Linked DNA regions of Homo sapiens: region 1 is linked to region 2. A link is a contact called in ENCODE Hi-C data. All regions are on one chromosome and are shown on one strand. Each heading gives the region's core, a stretch centred on a gene start or an enhancer-like site at or near the end of the contact. The rest is flanking DNA. Distances are from core to core; before and after follow the strand shown. Region 1 overlaps ADAMTS7 (ADAM metallopeptidase with thrombospondin type 1 motif 7). Region 2 holds the start of TMED3 (transmembrane p24 trafficking protein 3).

The links. A loop is a pair of places that touch in the nucleus more often than their neighbours do. Pooled maps may share reads with other maps.
Region 1: a loop to region 2 is called in a map with no recorded cell type, with 20 times the contacts of the local background. The contact joins the enhancer-like site here to the promoter of TMED3 in region 2. A Hi-C loop is called at or near these places in 2 of 37 single-sample maps with no recorded cell type and 6 of 50 pooled maps.

What each region holds. Positions count from the first base shown.
Region 1 is chr15:78,758,444-78,763,497 of GRCh38, reverse strand. ADAMTS7 (ADAM metallopeptidase with thrombospondin type 1 motif 7) reads left to right here. Exons shown (of 24, transcript NM_014272.5): 23 at 933-1,095; 24 at 3,920-4,292. The coding sequence ends at 4,077. Among named protein-coding and RNA genes, the nearest start is that of ADAMTS7, 50 kb to the left of the region's middle. Within about 2 kb of position 1,802, at least 16 of the 41 ENCODE cell types and tissues checked have a DNase peak (open chromatin) inside an H3K27ac peak, as active enhancers do.
Region 2 is chr15:79,308,273-79,313,910 of GRCh38, reverse strand. TMED3 (transmembrane p24 trafficking protein 3) reads right to left here and starts at 2,799. Exons shown (of 3, transcript NM_007364.4): 1 at 2,494-2,799; 2 at 1-154. The coding sequence starts at 2,661. RefSeq lists silencers at 2,626-2,695, 2,906-2,955.

The sequences.
Region 1 (5,054 bases), core at 553-3,052, 550 kb after region 2:
GGAAGGCCTTCCAAGGAGGGGTCTGGGGTTGAGACCCGAGGGAGGAGTCAGTGATGCCAAGGACAGGGATCGAAGGGACATCAGGTGTGAAGTCTGAGGCAGGAATGACGAGCTTGAGGGGGCCGGGGAGCCCGGCAAAGGCCAGCGGCAGAAGGGGGCGTAAGAGGGGCCTCAGATGGGCAGGACACCTTCTGCTGGGCCTGTTTGGAACTGAGGGGTTCAGAAATCTCAGATTTGGGCCCTGAGCTGGGTCCTGGAGTCAGCTGGGCCAGCGTTTGCGTCTTTGTCCGACTGGCTGCTGAGTGACTCTGGGCAGGTTGCTTTGCGTTGCTGGGTCACTGTTTTCTCATCTGTAAAACTGGAACAGCTTAGGAGAGGAGGGTCAGGAGGATTAAATGAAGGAACGCAACGAAGCACAGGGCCGGGCACAGCATGACACTGGCACAGACTCAGTGCATGTTTAGGGCTGATAACAACGAAGCCTGGCGGGCTGGGCCCCGGCTGTGAAACTGTCTCCTGCCCTCCTGCCCATGGGCTGCGGCAGGTCCTCTGCCCTGTCCCTCGGGCACAGCGGTGTCTCGCCCACATCTCTGCCCACTGCTGCATCAGGGCTCCATCCCGGCGCCCCTGCCCAGGCTTCTCAGGCATGTCCTGTGTGAGGGGCTCACTGCCCTGCCGCCCCGAGGGCTGTCCCACGGTTCTCACGCCCCTTCCCTCTGCAGGAGCCGATCCCACAAGTGAGAGTGGGGTTCCAGCACCAAGTGGGCTCTAGGAATGGGACCAGGTGCTCCAGGAGGCACTGAGGGGGCGGCTGGGAGCAAGGCCAGGCCAGTCAGGCACAGGGCGCAGGGACGGCTTCCCAGAGGAGGTGTCCCTGCCCCCACTGCTAGGGCTGGCCCTGGAGACACTCATTCCTCCCCCGCTCCCCTCAGTGCTCAGGCCCCTGTGGTGGTGGTGTCCAGCGGCGCCTGGTCAAGTGTGTCAACACCCAGACAGGGCTGCCCGAGGAAGACAGTGACCAGTGTGGCCACGAGGCCTGGCCTGAGAGCTCCCGGCCGTGTGGCACCGAGGATTGTGAGCCCGTCGAGCCTCCCCGTGAGTCCCCTGACCCCAGGCTCCCTGCTGAAGTGAGGTGGGGTGGGGAGGGTGATGGGGAAATGGGGTCGTCAAACCATTGTGCCCACGGCACTGGCTGGTTCCATCTGTAGTCTGGGCTCAGGAGCCACATGGCCACTGAAAATCCTGATGCCACAGGATGCCATGCTGGAGGCTGGGCTGTGCTGGGAGTCAGTCAAGGGGAGTCCCGGCCACACAACATCCCATAGGCAGCTGTCTGACCTTGGGGGAGTAGAGGGAGTGGCCCTGGCCCCTGATTTGCTGTGTGAACCTGGGTAAGCTCTTTCTCCTCTAGGTCTCAGTCTTCCCACAGTGAGACCAGGGATGTCCCTGAGGCTGTGTGAAAACTGGGCCTGGGTGAGTCCCTGTCCCCAGCCCTGGCCTGTCCATTCCCTGGCTAGAGGACTGCCTAGAGTGAGCAATGGAACCACAGGAAGGGCCTCCTTTCCAGGGTCCTGCTAATGAGGTAATGGGGTTTGAGGCAGGAAGGGCCTCCCTTCCAGGGTCCTGTTAATCCCAGTGGTGGGGGGTTTCCTGGCCAGCTGGGTCCTGGTGGAAGGGCCTGAGGTAGAGGTGGTTCTGGACACCCCTGCCGCCGCCTCCAGCATGTGTGCGTGCGCGCACACACACACACACGCCAACACACACACACACAGTCATACACTTCCTTCCTGCAGCCCCAGCTGCTCCCGGAAGTGCTGAGGGCAGGAAATGGGGTGGCCCTGGAGTGTCACCTAGGCTCCCCTCACCAGCTGTGTGGCCTTGGGCTCCATTTCCCTCTCAGGGCCTTCATGTGCTGAATAAAGGGGCTGCCAAGCCCCATCCTTGCATAAATGAGGTCTGGGCATGAAGCACGCAGCACTGCGTGGGGATCCAGGTGGTGCTCAGGGAAGGTGGCTTTTTCCCCTCCCCCACAGCCACTGTCATCCCCAATTGCAAGGTCAGGGAGAGGGCCTGGGGCTGACCCTGCCAGTCTAAGGAATCCAGAAGCCGTGGCGTGAAGAGCTGTGTCCCCTGTGCTATTGGCTGTCTGCTCCCTGCCCCTAGGACAGAGTCCTCAGCCAGGGCCCTCAAGCTGGCATTCAGGGCCCCCTGCAATCTCCCCGGTCTGCCTTCTCCCCTTGTCCAACGCTGCCTTCTCTACCTGTGCCAGCTCCTGGGCAGCCCTCATTCAGGCTCAGAGTGGCCCCTGCCATGCCTCGCTGCCCTGCCTCTGGCATGGGTGGTCTTCCTGCCTCAAACCTCAAGGCCCAGTGGCAGCGCCCCCACCCTGTCCTGCCTGCCCTCAGCACGCACCCAGCCAGCATCTCAGAGCACTCCTATGTGCTACCTGAGCTGGGTGCTGGCACCACGTCTCTCACCTTTATGGCTAGGGCTGGCCACAGGGAGCGGGGTGGTTATGATCCCAGTGGGGGAGGACCAGATGGGGCAGAGAACAGAAACTGAGGCCCCTGGGGGCCTAGAACCAAGGACGGATGGCCCAGGAGGCTCTGGGCTTGCAAGGTCTCCCAGGGGCGGGTGTGAGTGGGCTGCAGGGAGTGGGCTATGGGGGCTGGTTAGGTGGCTGAACTAGAAGCTGTCCTAAGTGAGGAGTTTTCTGCCATCAGTGAACAGTGGAGGGGGGCTGGGAAGGTGTCTTGGACTTGGAGACCTGGAATTCCCAGATGTTCTGCTGGTCTGTGGGACAGTTGGCGGGACATGTGGAAAGCTGGGAAACTCGTGTGTGTGTGCTCACTGCAGTGACACAGCATGGCCACATCCATTTGCTGTGGAGGTGGGGTTGACAGAGGAGGGAACCGAGGCCCAAGAGGTGAAGCAGCTTGTCTGAGGTCACCCCGGGCGACCAGGATGCAGGCCTGCAGATGTGCACTTTGGAGCTCTGCCTGGAGCTGGGGTGGAGGAGCCTGCCTGCTGCCTCGTGCCCTCTGCCGGGCCTGGGGGATGTCCCAGGCCCAGGGCTGGCTGCTGCCTTCCTGCTCCTCCTCCCCAGGGAGGTCTGCTGGAGTAAGCAGGGCCCGGGTGGCAGCTGGGGGCTGTCAGCAGTGGCAGTGGCATCAGGAGCAAGGCCAGGAGGCTGGAAACAAGCCACTTCCCAAAATAGCTCTGATAACCACGGGGCAGGAGGGCCCAGCCAAGCCTCAGCCCTGACAAGCACAGCCTGCAGCTGGCCTCCCTCCCCAGCAGGCTGGGCTCAGTCTCTGGTTTCCGCTGACGGCCTGTAAGGCCCACTCACTCTAGGCTTCGTGGCCCACCTGAGAAGTGGGAGGCTGGCCTGGGAGATGGGACCCTGTGACTCAGAACCCGAGGCTGAGTACAGCCCCTGTGGCTGGAGGTGGTCACGGAGGCCTGGCAGGACAGATGCACTGGGGCAGGGGGCGGTGGCGGGAGTCGGGGGCAGAGGCCGCTGCAGGCTGGCAGGAGGCCCCGGGACCGCAGTTCTGTGCCAGGATCTGTCCGGGAACACCAGGGATGAGCAAGGATGGAGATGGGGTGGCAAGGCGTCGCCCTGGGCAGGCTCTTTAACAGGCATGTGAGGGGGTCAGGGTGGGGTCTCAGGACCTTTCCTCCAGAAACCTCAGCCCAGCAGCACCCGTTCTCGAGTCCTGGGGTTGGCCATGAGTAGGTGGGACAGAGACAGCAACAGTTGGAGACCTGCAACTCCGGTTCGGGAGCCGCTCCAGAAACTGGGGCTCTCTGCTTGGTGGGGAGCTGCTGGAGCCTCCTTAAGGTGGTTGGCGTAGGGAGCCAGGTTCTGGGTACCCCAAGCTACTGGTTCTGATGCCTCTCTGCCCCCCCACTCCAGGCTGTGAGCGGGACCGCCTGTCCTTCGGGTTCTGCGAGACGCTGCGCCTACTGGGCCGCTGCCAGCTGCCCACCATCCGCACCCAGTGCTGCCGCTCGTGCTCTCCGCCCAGCCACGGCGCCCCCTCCCGAGGCCATCAGCGGGTTGCCCGCCGCTGACTGCGCCAGGATGCACAGACCGACCGACAGACCTCAGTGCCCACCACGGGCTGTGGCGGAGCTCCCGCCCCCTGCGCCCTAATGGTGCTAACCCCCTCTCACTACCCAGCAGCAGGCTGGGGACCTCCTCCCCCTCAAAAAAGGTATTTTTTTATTCTAACAGTTTGTGTAACATTTATTATGATTTTACATAAATGAGCATCTACCATTCCAAAGCACAGCGTGACTTCGTCTTGGATTTGGAGAATCTTAAAAGTGAGAAACTCTTCCCCCCACCCCTCTGCCCAAAACTCCACCGCCACAGCACCTCGGCAGGCGTGGCTTTTCACCTGCTCCTCTGGGACAGATCTGCAGGGGGCAGCGTAGAAAATGAGTCCCTGAGAGCATGGCATCTGGTGAGGCACGGAAGGCCTCAGAAGCTGGGGGGCTGCTCCCCAGGGAGGGCTGTCTGCAGAGGGTGGGGTTCTGGGGGCAGGAAGGTCTTCCGGGCAGGGGCACGGCTTGGCCCTTACTTGCTGCCTGCCTTCAGCTCAGGCTCCCAGCCTTCCCTGGGGCCCCACTCTGTGGTCCTCAGAGACCTGTTCCACAGGGATTGAGCCCACCATGTCACTTGCAGGGACTGCCCCCTGGAGTGGTGGGGACTGGGGCCCCCATGGGGACCTCCCTGGCCCTGTCTGTTCTATCTGTTGACTCTTCTGCAAAAAGCAGGCAGAGAGGGGAAGAGCAGGCTGGCCAGCTGTGCCCTACTGTGTCCCCACGTGTCCCTTCATCTCTGTGCCCAGAGATAGGGCTGGGCTAATTGTCACTGCCTCAGGTTGGCCCCTTTCCCACCACCAGCCCCAGCTACAGGTTCCTACCACGCTGATCTATGGTCCAGCACCTGGCACCTGCCTACCCACAGCCCCTTCCCCTCCCATAAAATCTAGTCCCATGGAGCCAGACAGTAGTGCCCACAGCAGGGAACAGATGGGCATGAA
Region 2 (5,638 bases), core at 1,550-4,049:
TGGAAAACTCATTACTGAAGCAAAACTGATAAACGCCCTTGACTTCAGCCCGGTACGTGAAGCTGTCGTACTGCTTCTTCGTTTCTCTGTAGATGGTGTTCCCCTGGGGGTCCTCTACATAGCAGTCAACATCGTAGTGGCCTCCAGTGATGACCTGACAACCATAAAAAAATTGCTGTTATCAAAGGAGCAACCACCACTTACCAAATGCCAACCAGACACTGTGATCAGACTCTACAAACATTTCTGTCACTTCATCTTCAAAACTTTCTAAGGCAGGTGCTACGCCACTTCTCATTTTACTAAGGCTGAGCAAGGTTAAATAAATTGGCTGTGGTCACACTGCTTGAAAGTGAAAGGGCTAAGATTTGAATCTATGCCTGCCTGACTCCCAAGTTTGCTCTGCAGGGTTTCAATGAGCCTAATCCTTTCCATTTTACAGAAGAAGAAACTGAGGTTCCAAGGTTAAGTAAATTCCCTAAGGTTACACAAGAGAAAGTGGTGAGATGAGATCTGCCTTGAGAGCTTTTGGTTCCAGTGCCTAAACATTTACCTATTGCACTATTCTGAAGCATGAATGAACATACCCCAGGATAACTGCTCTTCCTGAGATGGTGCTGATAAAGCTTCCCGAAATCAAGAGCAAGATGAGGAGGGATGTCCAAGAAACTATTCCAATGCAACTAGATGCCACCGATTCTTTATCTTTGTTCAATACTTAACACAAGACACACAGCAAATCACTGATTTAGGGCACTGCCACTCATTAGCCATGTGACCCTAGACAAGTTACTTTATTCTCTGAGGATATGTCTTTATCCATGAAGTGAGGAGTCAATAAGTTATCACACCTAAAGTGTTTAGCACGGTGTCCAACATAAATTTAGCAAGGGCCCCAAAAGTGCCAGCCAATTACTGGACAATCGTCAGACTGCAAACTAACCCCCTGGGGTTGCAGTGGAGATGTGGGATCTGATTTGGGGGCCACCCTAGAGCATGCATGCTGCACCTCCTGCTTCTCCGTTCCAATAACAGACAGGTGTTCCCCCTCCCCCCACCAGCAAGGGTCATTCTTGGCTTGCTGAATGGGTCAAGTAGCTATTAACAATATATTATTAATGACTGAATGCAAGGAGAAGAAAAATATTGATCGAAGTATTCATGGAATTTCTGAGTGTCAGCGGTGGAAGAGTCTTTGGGAATCATTTAGTTCAAACTCTCCTTGTAACATAAGAAAAATAAGACCCACATAAAGCAAAATCTCACAGGTAGGCAATGGCTATAACCAAGATCCATCAAAGGACACGGTCAATGGCCTCCATCTGCTTCCAAATTTAAATGGCCTCTTTGTCCGGACAAAAGTTACTAGTCCTGCTCAGCAAGCTTTGCAAAAAGCAGTGAGTATCCTGTTGCTAAGTGTGTTTAAACCCAGGCTGGACACACTTTGACAAGGGATTTCCGCCCTGGCAGTGACCAGATGACATCTGAGGTCCCTGCAACCACAGAATTATCATTCTTTTTGTCATTGCACCTAGGTTGCCCATGTTAACCCAGTCACAATTTGCATGTTGTCCACAAAGACCTGAAAGTGGACAAATCAGTGACTGAGACTACCACATAGAAGTTGTCTCCAAGCGCAAGCTTCCTTCAGTGCCTCTAACCACAGAGGAACTGGTCAAATAGCTTGCCCCCATTCCTGCTGCCCGTGGCCCCTCATTTCTGAAGTGCCTATCAGCATGCGTCCACAAGCAGATAGCTGTCTGAGTATGATGCCCACTTGGCCCCCAACCCTAGACCTGCTCACTAAATATCGGGGCAGACTACTCACTCAAGACCTGCTCCTGTCACCTGTGGGCCACGGGATCTCTCAAAGGAGACAGGAATACAGGAACTGAGCTTTTCTAAGCCATATGGCAAGAGCCAAGTCTTGCAGCCACACCGCTCCTTGTAAACACCGCCAGGCCTCAATGGCTGCACTGATCCCTCCTTTCCAAAGTGCCCATTCTCACTTCTGCTGCCCTCACCTCACTCCAACTTTAAACGCTGGAGAGGGGAGGAATAAACTAAAACTATGAGCCCACTTCCTCTTGCTGCCATTTTTCAGTACTCGAAGGCACAAGGTGGTCTAAGAGACTGGGGTTAGAGAGCCTGTGTCCAGCCGATCAGAACTGCCGTTGGTTAGTGTCTCGGGGGCCTGCGGATATCTCTTTGGCCAGCTCCCCAGGCTGCGGGATCCGCCCTGGCGTCCCCATCCCGGGCTCGCACCTGCGGCGCTGACTACCTCCTCGCTGGCCAGGCTCGTCTCGGGTGGGCCCTGATGACCCAAACCTTCCTCCTCACGGGGAAGTCAACTGGTCTCCGGGGACTCCCACCCCATGCAGCCTCCCTGTAGCCTGTGGCTAATTCGAGCGCCTCCAGTCAGGGGCTAGCCAGTGTCCAGGTGAGACCTGGGAGTGGAGGGAGAAGGGAGCGCTGCCGGGCGCCCGGCCTCACCTGGTAATCCAGGGAGAACTTCACGCCCTGCTCCACCTCCTCGTGGAAGCACTGCTTGGCGTTGTCCGGCAGCTCGAAGGTGAGCTCGGCCCCGCAGGGCTGCTCGGCCCGGCGCAGGAGCAGCAGCAGAAGCAGCACGGAGGCGGAGCGCGGGACAGTGCTGCCCATGATGCTCTCGGTCCCGTCTCGAGGGCCGCGGCTCGGGCGCTGCGCCCCCGGCGGGCTGGGGCGACGACTACCGACCGGGTCCTAGGAGGATGTAAGGGGATAGACGTGGCACCAGCGGAGCTCTGCGCTTCCGGGAGGGCCGGCGGCTCAGTGCGCAGCCGCGCGCTCAAAGTGGGCCCGGGCACCTTCCGCCCGCTGCGCGTGCGCGCTGGCCGCGCTGCGCCAGGGGACACGCCCCCCCCACCCCCCCGCAACGCCTCTCCCGGCTCGGAGGGTGGGTCTCCGCGGAGGGGAGGTGGGGCTCCACCTAGCGCGCCCCTACCCAGAAGAGGGAGAAGCCCTCCCCGCTGTTCTGCGCGCTCCCGGACCCGCAGGGCTGAGCATCCCCCCAGGTCGACCCAGGTCCACCCTCCAGCTGCTGCAGCACGAAGCACGTGGGATTTTACTCCCTCTATAAGGCTCCGCTTTTGACAGGCTCTGTAACTTCAGTCTCACACTTCCCTCGAGAACCAGTCTCCTTGTCTTGAAATGGGTGTGCCCAAACCTAACATCCACAGTAGTTAGGGAGCTAGGTGAAAGATAAGGGAACGCTGGGAACCCGATTAACACTCCTTTCTTCATTCCCATACCCTTCCCAAGGTGAAAGAGTGTGCGAAGGGGGTGGGGAGTGGGGAGAGTAAGTAAAGACCCATCATTACACCTGCTCTGGGAAAAACACGAGCGTGCTCACACACAAACGATCTCATGAAAATCCAAGTAAAGTCTCGCAGCGACTTCAGGTATATTTTGGCTGTCAGGCTCGTTGAAAATTCTTTTTGCACAAAACTGTCATTTTTGCACTTTGACTTCTTAAAAGCTCTGAAAGCAGATAAATTGGTTTACTGTCTTACCCATGACCACTGACTTAAGATTCTTTTGTATAATCGTAACTATAGGTATAGTTTTATATTCACTGTGATCCAATAAACAAAGAGAAAAGACGTAGATTGTGATGTCGATACTCAATAAATAACTTATTCAGGAGAGCATTACTAGACGTGGTATATCTTGACTTCAGGAAAGAATGTTACTGCCCATATAGATTTCCGCTGGCCACATTCACTATGGATGAACACGCTAATGTGTGAAAGCAATCTGTAGGCTTGGAAATAACATGCATGCATAACATAGTTAATAATATTGACTGGCTCAGTGACAGGCATGGAAGAGGTGTTTAGTAGTGTCCCTTAAGCTTCCTTCCCTGGCACGGTCCTATTTCACGTTTTTTTTTTTTTTAGGAACTGATAGAAAACATGGAAGTAATAATCATCTGATCTAGATGAACTAAGTGGAGAAATAAATGACAGATATAAAACCACAATTGGCCGGGAGTGGTGGCTCACGCCTGTAATCCCAGCACTTTGGGAGGCTGAGGCGGGTGGATCACGAGGTCAAGAGATCGAGATCATCCTGGCCAATGTGGTGAAACCCCTTCTCGACTAAAAATACAAAAATTAGCTGGGGGTGGTGGTGCGTGCCTGTAGTCCCAGCTACTCGGGAGGCTGAGGCAGGGAGGCAGGGGTATTGCTTGAACCTGGGAGGTGGAGTTTGCAACCTGGCGACAGAGCAAGACTGCGTCTCAAAAAAACAAAACAAACAAACAAAAAAAAAACACGATTGCCCTGGCACAGGTGGAGTGCTCTGCTAAGACTAACAAAAAGAAATTTCGGGCTGGGCACCATAGCTCATGCCTGTATCCCAGTATTTGGGGAGGCTGAGGCAGGAGGATTGTTTGAAGCCAGGAGTTCGAATCTAGCCTGGGCAACATAGTGAAACCTCGTTTCTACAAAAACAAACAAACAAAAATTAACCAGGCATGGTGGTGTGGGTCTGTAGTCCCAGCTACTTGGGATGCTGAGGTGGGAGGATTGCTTGACACCAGGTGTCTGAGGCTACAGTGAACTGTGATTGCACTACTGCACTCCAGCATGGATGACAAAGGGAGACCCCATCTCTAAAAATCAAAATAAATTCCTCCGGATTAAATGTTAAGTCTTACATTTAAGTTCCAAGAAAACACCTGCATAAGTTCAGGGGAGGAGCTGACATTGAAGAAGCTCTAGTCAGAGCATGCAGGCTGTTGGCTGGGACACCTCGGTTCTCCTCCAAGCATCCTCTTACATCTAATAGGCTAGATTACTTCCTTATATGGCAGGTTCAGGGCAGCATCCCAAGAGGAACTAGGCAGAAGGAGCAAGGCCCCTGAGACCTAAGCTTCAGACCTTTTCCAGTATGACTTTCTCCACATTCTGTTGACCAAAGCAAGTTCAAAGGCCAGCCCAGATTCAAGGAGGTGGAAAAATGGAATCTACCTCTGGATTTGAGGAGTTGCAAAGTCACATTGCAAAGGAGGGTCATACTGGGATGGAAGGAATTATGGCTGTTAAGCCATCTTCTATAGTATCCAGACTCACTCAGCTTGTCAATGGCTAAGCCAGAAAGTGAACCCAGATCTGCTTAATTCTGAAGACTACCAGCTTCCCACTAAACACACTGCCTCTACCCATACCTCAGGGAACACTTGTCCTACATGTTCCATAGGGCAAACCTTGGACCAAAGCATGAATCTGACACTGAGGCACATTTCAGCTCACACAATAAATGATTTTCTGGAACCAGAGATTTCCAAAAATAGAATGGACAAGGATAGTACATTTTTCATACCCGAAAATATTCGAACAGATGCAGGTGAACAACCAACCACTTAGCAACAACAGAGATGATTCATGAGCCTGGGTGACAGATAATAGTGGTGTATGACCTCTACGGTTCCTTCCAACCTTGATATTGCATGATATATGGCAAATATTGCGTGATATATGGTACTAAAGGTAGGATAACTTGAAAGAAAAACCAAAAATGTTTTCTATCCACTTTAGTCCTGGGGTGACTTCTGTAAAGTCCTTTTAAAACAGTAAATAAAAGAAACACACACATA